Regions from separate parts of the Homo sapiens genome. Here region 1 is linked to region 2. Evidence: chromatin contacts called from ENCODE Hi-C or POLR2A ChIA-PET data. All regions are on one chromosome and are shown on one strand. Each heading gives the region's core, a stretch centred on a gene start or an enhancer-like site at or near the end of the contact. The rest is flanking DNA. Distances are from core to core; before and after follow the strand shown. Region 1 overlaps ABLIM1 (actin binding LIM protein 1). Region 2 overlaps AFAP1L2 (actin filament associated protein 1 like 2).

Evidence for each region. A loop is a pair of places that touch in the nucleus more often than their neighbours do. ChIA-PET counts read pairs that join two places held with the same protein, here RNA polymerase II (POLR2A). Pooled maps may share reads with other maps.
Region 1: a loop to region 2 is called in a map of sigmoid colon, with 4 times the contacts of the local background. The contact joins two enhancer-like sites. A Hi-C loop is called at or near these places in 57 of 168 maps with a recorded cell type or tissue (A673, CD4-positive, alpha-beta T cell, CD4-positive, alpha-beta memory T cell and 39 more), 37 of 37 single-sample maps with no recorded cell type and 47 of 50 pooled maps. POLR2A ChIA-PET finds 5 or more read pairs at or near these places in 5 of 52 experiments (CD4-positive, alpha-beta T cell, OCI-LY7, activated naive CD4-positive, alpha-beta T cell and 1 more).

The regions. Positions count from the first base shown.
Region 1 is chr10:114,545,242-114,550,984 of GRCh38, forward strand. ABLIM1 (actin binding LIM protein 1) reads right to left here. Exons shown (of 23, transcript NM_002313.7): 5 at 2,409-2,535. Among named protein-coding and RNA genes, the nearest start is that of ABLIM1, 110 kb to the right of the region's middle. Within about 2 kb of position 3,575, at least 6 of the 41 ENCODE cell types and tissues checked have a DNase peak (open chromatin) inside an H3K27ac peak, as active enhancers do; they include heart right ventricle, sigmoid colon and thyroid gland, where a contact is called at or near this core.
Region 2 is chr10:114,300,756-114,305,658 of GRCh38, forward strand. It overlaps AFAP1L2 (actin filament associated protein 1 like 2), which reads right to left. Exons shown (of 19, transcript NM_001001936.3): 11 at 3,964-4,175; 12 at 1,584-1,729; 13 at 599-710. Among named protein-coding and RNA genes, the nearest start is that of VWA2, 64 kb to the left of the region's middle. RefSeq lists a silencer at 4,214-4,263. Within about 2 kb of position 3,321, at least 18 of the 41 ENCODE cell types and tissues checked have a DNase peak (open chromatin) inside an H3K27ac peak, as active enhancers do; they include heart right ventricle, sigmoid colon and thyroid gland, where a contact is called at or near this core.

The DNA.
Region 1 (5,743 bases), core at 2,325-4,824, 240 kb after region 2:
TCAGACCTGGCCAGACAGGATCAAAACCACAAACAAAACGATCCAGAGAGCACTCTGCGGCTCTCGGTGCCACACAGGCGAAACAGCCATGTCGCCATATGGTCACCCTTGCCGATTTTTTACTGTCTCAGAGCTAACTAGCAGAAAGCCTGGCAGCATTCTCTCTCCACAGGCCCCCTGGGCACGTAGGAGTACTGAGCCCACTGAGCCCACATAACAATAATTAATAAACCAGAGAAAGAATGGTGTTAATGAACCTGAAGAAGATACTGGCAAATCAATAGGCAATATCACACCTGAAGGCAAAACACTAGCGACAATTTCATTAAAACCACAATAAAGGCAAAGCTATAAAATATTGTTAATGTATATAATACATATAGTTATTAATATGACACTGAGGCCCGGCACGGTGGCTCATGCCTGTAGTCCCAGCACTTTGGGAGGCTGAGGTGGGTGGATCAACTGAGGTCAGGAGTTTGAGACCAGTCTGGCCAACATGGGGAAGCCCTGTTTCTACTTTAAAAAAAATACAAAAATTAGCCAGGTGTGGTGAGGTGTAGCTGTAAGTCCCAGCTACCCAGAAGGCTGAGGCAGGAGAATTGCTTGAACCCAGGAGGTGGAGGTTTCAGTGAGCCAAGATCGCACCATTGCATTCCAGCCTGGGTGACAGCACAAGACCCCATCTCAAAAAAAAAAAACAAAAAAAAAAAACAAGAACACTGAGCCCGTCAGATGTGGGCTCAGCATTCATTCCCCTACAAGGGGCCCACATGCCAGAGTACAGCCTCTGAACAGCCTGCAGACACCACCTCCTCAGCTCTCAGGAGGCCTCCGGAGCCCAGGGCCGCCTCCTTCAGCTCAGTCAACCTCCTTGGAGCACAGGAAAAATATTATATCCTGTGTGTGATTGCATGGAAAAGCTATAGAGTGCCACCCTAGACTGCCAAGTTACCCACCCCCGCATAGCTTGCAATGTTCCGTTAGAAGCCAGGCACCTGTCTTATTTTGTCCATAATGGTCACCTGAAGAGCTTCTTGCCTTTTCTTTTCTTTCTTTTTTTTTTTTTTTGAGACAGAGTCTTGCTCTGTCTCCAGGCTGGAGTACAGTGGTGCGATCTGGGCTCACTGCAACCTCCGCCTCCCAGGTTCAAGCAATTCTCCTGTCTCAGCCTCCCAAGTAGCTGGGGTTGCAGGTGCCCACCACCATGCCCGGCTCAGTTTTTGTATTTTTAGTACAGATGAGGTTTCACCATATTGGCCAGGCTGGTCTCGAACTCTCAACCTCAGGTGATCCGACTGCCTCGGCCTCCCAAAGTACTGGGATTACAGGCATGAGCCACCGCACCCAGCCTTCTTGCCCTTTCAGTGCAGGTGTTTCAGCCTTACCCTGGGCCTGTAGAATTAGATTTCTAGTGGGTGGGGCCCAAGCAACCTTTTGTTTGCTTGTTTGTTTCACTATATTTTTAAACTACATTCATTAATATTTTCGAATAGGTGATTTCATGTGGTTGGGGAAATGCATGAATTAATGAATGAATTTATTTGTTTATTTTTTGAGACAAGGTCTTACTCAGTTGCCCTGGCTGGAGTGCAGTGGTGCGATAATAGTTCACTGCAGCCTTGATCTCCTGGGCTCAAGTGATCCTCCCACCTCAGACTCACAAGTAGCTGGGACTACAGGCATGTGCCACCATGCCTGGCTTGCTTGCTTATTTATTTATTTATATTAGTAGAGATGAGGTCTTGCTATGTTGCTCAGGCTGGTCTCGAACTCCTGAACTCAAGTGATCCTCCCACCTTGGCCTCCCAAGTGTTGAGATTACAGGTGTGAGCCACCACGCCCAGCAGGAAAATTTTTTTTAAGGCATGAAAAGGTATACGGTGGAAAATTTCCCCTCATTGCCAGGCTACATTTAAAAAAAAAAAAGCCTCACTTCCTTAACTGTAGCTATTATCCACTATTATTGAACATGAGCCCATTTCCTGGCAGGCTGTTTTGTGCAGTCCTAAAAGGCCCACAACCTAGGCTTTGTGTGTTTTTGGGGAGCGTCTATGAATGTACTCCAGCCCTGGAAGGAGAACAAAGGCTTACTAGTTCCTCATAGGAGAATGAACAGCAACAGGGAAATTATTAAATGCTTAATTGGTAATGACATACAGTGTAACAGTGTCAGCTTCATTAATTGTTAAATTAGGCAATGATTAACATATCATTAGGTTTATAGTAGCCAAGGCAAAAGAATACAATTCTTTTCAAAAGTTTTATAGCAACAAGTTCATTATGATGGCAGGATGTGAACAATTTCAGCACCATTGATGGGGTGGGGCCCCTGAGACCAGGACCTGCAGAAGAACCACAACGCCCGGTGCCCACTGAAAGGAACGCGTGCCCGCGCCCAGCCTTACTTGCTGATGTACTCCCCGGTGAGGACCTTCCCGCAGGACTTGCATTTAAAGCACCCCAAGTGCCACTGCTTATCCAGCGCCAGCAGCGCCTGCCCATTCTTGATATCTCTTCCGCAGCCGGCACAATCTGAAAAAGAGCAGCCGCCAGTGGTTACTACACATTTCCTTTGCTAAATCCAAGCAGGCAGCCCAATTTCAACCCCACTGTGTGCCCATCACACACTCAATCAATATTTACTCAAGCACCATCTCGGGTCAGTTTCTTTCCCTGCACAAAATCTTTCTTGGTGAAGGCTCACAGGCTGCGTCCTCGGAAGGACACAGAACGGAAGCTTCATGAACCTCCGTGGATCTACGGGGACGGATGTCCTTCACCCATCTGCTTACTTGGGGGTTTTTTAATGTATCCTCTGAGCTACAGATCGCCCAGAGAATATTTAATTATAGTGTCTTGGCTGTGATTTTAAGAAAGTGCGCATAGGCATTTATTAATTGAGGGCACTGTGAACAACTCAGCACTTTATGCTGATGCCTCGCCTAACACTATATACGTGATTACTCCTGGAGGCTGCCCGTAAATCTCATTTTTGTAAATGGGACCCTACTTCCTTATCAATCCAAACCAGCCTTTCAAAGATTTGTGATCATCAATTAAGTGGCTCTTAATTCCTTAGCTCTCAATTCTCCTTGGCAGGCTCCTGGAAGGACAATAAAGGAGAAATTATTTCTTCATGGTAAAGAGTGTGGGCCTGGAATAAGACATCCCAGTGAGGAACCCCAGCTAACTCCTCGTTGGCTAGCTATGTGATCAAAGCAAGTTACACCCTTTTGAAGCCTGGGTTTCTTCTTAGGGAAGTGGGAATGTTATCAGCACCTGGTCTCAGCCCTCTGATGAGGATTCAGTGCATTTAATAGATTTAGCAGTAGATGGCACATTGGAAGTGACTAGAAACATTTGCTGTTATTACAATTGCCATAATTAATCTGATTATCGACTGCTTCATTCTGTTAGGGAAGTTGGGTATTAAAAAGAAACCAGAAGACTGTAAATTGGTGCAACCTTTCTGGAAAGCAACTTCAACAACTACAGACATTCCACATCAATGTACCTGAGAGAATGAAAGCAAGCACGTGTCAAGTTGGCCACGTGTTCCAAGCTGATCAGACAGAACACACACAGAATAAAGCCATGTCCTGGCAAGTCCACTTAGTGGCCAGGTTTGGACCAAGACAGAGTCCACTTGGTACACAAAGTGATGAAACAACCCCCTCTTCTGACCACATCCGTGACTGCCACTGCTTTTTCCTAATGACGCTTCTAGCCCAACTTTAATTCTCTGACCATCCAGAAAACCTTGAGACCCAATCGCTGACCTGGTCCTGCTTCTTGACAACACTTAACCTAGAACTGCTTCTAATCCTTTGAATCCTCTTTAAAATTACCTAGCACGTGGGCTGGGTGCGGTGGCACACACCTGTAATCCCAGAACTTTGGGAGGCCGAGGCGGATGGATCACCTGAGGTCATGAGTTCAAGACCAGCCTGACTAATGTGGTGAAACCCTGTCTCTACAAAATACAAAAAATTAGCCGGGCATGGTGGTGCACGCCTGTAATCCCAGCTACTCAGGAGGCTGAGGCAGGAGAATTGCTTGAACCTGGGAGGCAGAGGTGCAGTGAGCTGAGATCATGCCATTGCACTCCAGCCTGGGCAACAAGAACGAAGCTCCGTCTCAATAAATAAAGTAATTAAATAAATAAATAAAATTACCCAGCATAAGCCCAAATGCTGTGAAAACTCCTCCAAACTGCACCCAGAGTGGGCTCACAGTTCCTCTGGCTTCCCTCTTGCTGCAGCTAGTTTAACCCGTTCTTTTTCTTTTTTTTTAATGACAGGTGTATTTCTGGCGATCTTGGACAGTGGGTGTTCACATAACCTTGAGATCCAGTAATTATTTTATGTCTAAGATTTTATTCTACAAATATATTTGCAAAAGCACATATGTGCATGCATATGTTCCCTACAGCATTTCTCTAATAACAAAAACTGGAAATAGGCTATATGGACCATCAGTGAAGGGCCAGTTAAATAAATTATAGTATAGTTGATAATGGAATACTATGGGCTGTTCAAAAGAACGAGGCAGATTTGTGCTCTGGCATGGAAAGATGTTCAAAATAGATCAAGTAAAAAAAGCAGGCCATAGAACAGTAAGCATAGCATAAGCTCATTCATAAAAAAGTAGTAAAGAAAATGGTGTGTGTGTCCTAGTCCCAGAATAGAACATTTCTGGGGGAAAACATTAAAAATTCTTAAGAAACTTCCCTCTCTGGAGGAGGACTTTACTGTTTAACTTCACATCCTCTGTGTTGTTTGAATTTTTAAACCATGATAATGTAAAAAATTTGACTATTTATAAAATTTAAAAATATAAGTTCTGAATATTGCAAATTAGAATTTCTTAATGTATGGCCCATTATCTAGTACACATATGAGTGTGTATTAGATGGTCATATGCATATGAGTGTATATTAGATGGTCATAAAAGATTAAGCATTTTTTTAAAAGCTGGGGTTTATATGAATTCCAACATCTGACCAAAATTTTTATAAAAGGAATCTCACATCTGGTAGTTTACTATAAAGATAAAAATGGAAGGCCACGATATTAGTTTAAAAATATAATTTTTAAAGTTTAGGAGCACAGTATGGATGTAAGAAAACTGATAGTTTTTTTTAAAAAAAAGACTACTTTTAGAGCAGGTGTAGGTTCACAGCAAAATTGAGCAGAAGGTACGGAGATTTCTGATACAACCCCAGTCCCTCCCCGTGCACAGCCTCCCCCATTAGCAACATCCCCCACCAGAGTGGAACCATTGTTATAATTGATGAACTGACACTGACACATCATGATAGCCCAGAGTCCACAGCTTACATTAGGGTTCAGTCTTGATGTTGGACATTCTGAGTTTGGACAAAGGTAGTAATGACATGTACCCGCTCTTATAGTATCATACAGAGTAGTGTCACTACCCTAAAAACTCTCTGTACCCCATCTATTCATCCCTCCCTCCTCCTAACTCCTGGAAACCACTGATCTTTTCACTGTCTACATAGTTTTGCCTTTTCCAGGATGAAATGGACAATTTTTTAATCCAAGTCTAACTGAAATTTTTCTTTATTCTTCTAATTACATAATTCCCACTAGGTGGCAGCAAAGATTTTAATAATAAGGAAGATGCTGTTCAATAGAATTTTTAAAAGAGAAAATCAACTTTCAGAGATGGCTTTTCATTTCTACAAATGACAATGGATGGGCTCAGGGAGGTTGACAGA
Region 2 (4,903 bases), core at 2,071-4,570:
CCAGCCCTGCCTCACAGTTCTGGTGCCCATCTCACAGTGTTCCAAGAGATCTCCCTCCCTGCTGGGGGGGCCACTGGCTGAGTCCTAGATATGTCACTCGAGGTGGAAGACCCAGACAGAGCACTTAACTTCCCTGAACCTTATTTCCTCATCTGTAAAGAGGAAAAGAGCAGCATCTTCCCATAAGGTGGTTAGGATTCAAGGAGATCATCTGCAGGAGGTCCTCAGCTCAGCACAGGGTTCAGTGCCCAAAACGTGGAAGTTGCCATCGGTGTGATCATCCCACTCAACAACCGATTTGGACCTGGAAGCCTACTGGTACCTCCACTCCCAATCCCACCACCACACCCCTAGCCCTGACGAGAGGGGTTCACCGGTGTTTCATCTAGATAAGTCCCCAAGCCAAGCAAACTGCACAGCCTCACATATAGGAGACAGCCTTGTTGCACTTAGGTGTCTGCACTACTGGCCTGGTAGGTGACTCAGAACCCACTCATCTCATCTCAGGGATACTCTAATGATCTCTGGCATCCAGGTGTTGAGGTTGGTAGGAGGAGGGCCTGGAGAGGCCCAGGCCACTGCCTGGCCGGGTCCTTACCGCAGCTGTGAGCTCTGACAGGTCCACGTCGTCATACAGCTCCTCCTGGCGGTCCTGGCTAGGCAGGCCATCGATGTAAGTGTTGGGCTCTGAGAACTTTCTCTGCATCAGTCTGGAAACAGGGCGAGGTGGCACACATGAAGCAGCCGGGGCAGGGTGGTGAAAGCACCAGACTCCAAGGATTCCCAGTGAGGAGTGGTTGCCGTGAAAGTGGTGGCCACACAAGAGATCTGGGGGCTGACACTCACCTCCATGGATCTGAGGGCACCTCCTCCCTCTTTTCCCAGTGCCTTCTTCCTGAAATTCTTGGTTCGAGATTTTCCTCCCAGAAAGACAAGCTTCCCTTGCCCATACGCCTCGTCCTAGGATCCCTTTGCCATCTTCTCCCCCATTCCTCCCTTCTAGGATCTCCTTCCAGCAACCACAACAAAAAACCCCTTCTCATTTCATCTTCACAATACACTTGGGGTGGCGCAGGCCAGACACTATCCCCGTTTGGTCCATGAGAAAACTGATTCTGTTTCAGTGGCTCAGCCGGCTTCCACGAGACTGGCTCTACCACCCTGACCAGAGAACGCCCTCTCCCTCAGCCCTAGTTTGCTCATCTGGAAACAGAAGCACCACCCCCTGACCTGCTTTTCTCCAGGGTGTGCTGGAGACCCAGTGAGGGATTCACCAGAAGGACAAGTAGGAGGTCAGGAAAGGTGACAGCTCTGCCTGGAGGAGCTGGAGAGTCTAACTGCCTCTGAGGATGCCAAAGCTGCCCCCGGGGCCCGAAGCCTGGCTCGGCTCCTTGCTCTTAGCTCAGCTCCTGGCTCTTGGCCGGGCCTCCCTGAGGGCTACTCCTTGGCTTCACATTTTCCTGCTGCTGGGCAGAGTGGGGTGGGACCCTGTGCTCCCTGCTGCCCCTGACTCTGGCTGACCCAGGGCCTACAGCATGGCCAGGAATAAGAGAGTGTACGGAGGAAGGGTCCAAATTACTCACAAGAGAGAGTTTTTGGCCGCACTCACAATACAGGAGACCCTATCGGCATCCACATAGTCGTAGGTGAACTCTTCTGGGTCTGTCTTGGAGCCTGACTCAGAGAGCAGGAGACCCAGCCAGTGGCCCATTTCCTCGGAAGACTTGGCCTGGAACGAGGCCAAGAGAGACATAAGCAGGGCCAGGCAGTGCTGCCTGGTGCCAGCCCCTCCCCACCAGGCCATGACCGTACCCCTACCCCTGAGCCTGCCCACGAAAGCCTCTGTAACAGCCCGGGGCTGTGCTTCTCCTGTTCACCAGCCTATCCCACCCCCCAGTGGCCCCAGATAATATTTCCTGTCGTCAGTGACATCTTGATGCCACCTCAATAATGCTGTGGACTTTTGTCCCAAGGGCCATATGAGATGTATATACATTGTGTTTCTAGGAGGTGAAAACTTATCACCAGGTGGTCACTATTAAAAACTGTTAGTGACCACCTGTTAATTAATAGTTTTTAAAATGATTAAAAAATTGTATGTCTTTTAAGTTGACACTTGTATTTTATGAACAATGCATGTCATTCCCCCAATCCCATATACAACAAGACTTCCTGGATCCCCAAGAAATAACAACATTCAAATTTATTTTGTTCATGGCTTCAGTAAAGTCGGGACATCTTTTAAATACCTTACACTAGCTCAGCTGCTAAATCATCATCAAAATCCCAGTGAATTTGGTATTTTTTTTTCCAGGGGACAATGCATTCTAATCAAATGCATCCATTGGGTACCTCAATTAAAATGTCCACACTGTTTCTTACCTTTATAATGAGAAAAAACTGCCCATTTAATCAAAGCTATAGGTTTATTTTGATGAGGAAAATCAGCCCCCTTTGGTATAACCCATAGCTCCATCACGTTTGCTGCTACATTCTCTTCATCAAAGAGGCCGTGATGAGCAGAATTTGACATTTAGTTGGTTTCCTTTTCCCAGTTTTTTTTTATTTTAAAGACAGAATCTTGTTCTGTCGCCCAGGCTGGAGTGCAGCGGTGGGATCTTGGCTCACTGTAGCCTCTGCCTCCCGGCTTCAAGCAATTCTCCTGTGTCAGCCTCCCAAGTAGCTGGGACTACAGGCGCCCACCACCACACCCAGCTAATTTTTGTATTTTAGTAGAGACAGGGTTTCACCATGTTGGCCAGGCTGGTTTCAAACTCCTGACCTCGGGTGATCCACCTGCCTCAGCCTCCCAAAGTGCTGGGGTTACAGGCGTGGGCCATCATGCCCGGCCCCCACTTAGTTTCAACTGGATTCTAAATACAGCTTTTCATGGGCCTCCCCTAGTCCAGGCTGCGTCTCTGCCCTGGACAGCTGCGACAGCTTCCTAGCAGGTCCCTTCTTGCCCCCTCCGATCCACTCCCACCCCAGTAGCTGGAGGAAGCATCTCAAAACCCCGATCTGAGCTTGCCGCCCTCCCCTGAAAGCCATCAGGGCTCCGTTGCTCCTAGGATCAAGCCCTGTCCCTCCCGCTCCAGCCTGTCACCCAGACCCCAGTACAAGTCTATAGCACCCTCCCCACTTCTTTCCAGCCATTGTAGCCCAGCGATTGGCTGGGTAATTTGCTGAATAACATCACACTCCCAAACTAGGATGTAAGTGCCACAAGGACGGAGTCCATATTGCTCTTGTCCACCATATTCCTGTGCTGAGAAGATGTCTGTTGATGGGGAACCTCTGAATGGATGAATATAAGCTACAAGCTGGACCCTGGGAAGCAATTGCGATGTGGGTCTTTCAGCCACCAGAGGGCAGGATTGGAGCAAAGTTTGGATGAGGACCTCCACATCAAAGACTAAGTGAACGGACATTCACGGGCAAGTGTGTGCTTCCATGCGTGGAAGGGACTCGGTCTCCGCCTGCCGCAGCTTGCAAAGCGTTATGTCACTTCTTATTTTTGTAAACGTAACATCACATCAAAGGGAGGATGGGGAGCGAGAGGAATGTAATTGTATCACAAAGCGAATTTTTTCCCCCAGATAAGCTCTAACAGTGTGGTTTTTACGTACTGGGCCTAGAGGCTCTCCCAGCTGGTGATACCCAAACAAAACAACACCCACTTTGAATCCCCAGCAGCTTTTCCAGTAGCTCAGAGAACTAAAAATACTCCTTCTGCCCTAAGTGCAGGAAGTAGCGCATGGTTCCACTCTTATAACGCAACTACTCTGAGGTCAGAAAAGGAATGGAAATTTTTAAAAATGCAAACAATCTCAGGCAAACGAAGTAAAAATAACACGCGGGGACATTGATTCTCCCTTAGTAGCATTACAGTCCTGGAGACTGGCAGCAAACAGCCACCACCGCCACACCCTGGCTGGCCCTGCTCCCCCTGCAGGCCGGCGGTACCTCAAGCTTGGCCAGCTCCTCGCCCTTGTGGAGGATGCGGAAGGAGTAGAGGTGGTCGGGGCTGGGGTCTGGGACCACCTCGCAGCCCACCAGGCTGAGGGGTTGCTGGGCCACCTTGCTCCGGTTCCGGTCCTGGTAGAAGTGCAGGTGATTGTCCCTGACAGAGCACCAGCGAGACTTCCACTGGCTGTTCACCAGCACGTTCAGGTAACCTGCAGGAGGAAGTGCAGATGCAGGAGGGGACAGGGCTGCAGGAGGGGACGCAGATGCAGGAGGGGGCGGGGCTTCGGGAGGGCACACAGATGCAGGAGGGGGCGGGGCTGCGGGAGGGGAAGCGGATGCGGATGCAAGAGGGGACTGGGCTCCAGGAGGGGACGCAGATGCAGGAGGGGACCGGGCTGCAGGAGGGGACGCAGATGCAGGAGGGGACTGGGCTGCAGGAGGGGACTGGGCTGCAGGAGGGGACGCAGATGAAGGAGGGGGCGGGGCTGCGGGAGGGCATGCAGATAAAGGAGGGGGCGGGGCTGCGGGAGGAGACGTGGATGTGGGAGGGCACGCGGATGCAGGAGGGGATGCGGACGCAGGAGGGGACGGAGCTGCAGGAGGGGTCGCGGATGCAGGAGGGGACTGGGCTGCAGGAGGGAGCGGGGCTGCAGGAGAGAGCGGGGCTGCAGGAGGGGACGGCGCTGCAGAAGGAGATGCAGATGCAGGAGGGGACGCAGATGCAGGAGGGGACGCAGGTGCAGGAGGGGACGCAGATGCAGGAGGGGACGGGGCTGCAGGAGGAGATGCAGGAGGGGGTGCAGGTACAGGAGGGGTTGGGGCTGCAGGAGGGGACACAGATGCAGGAGGGGGCGCAGATGCAGGAGGCGACGGGGCTGCAGAAGGAGATGCAGATGCAGGAGGGGATGCAGATGCAGGAGGAGATGCAGATGCAGGA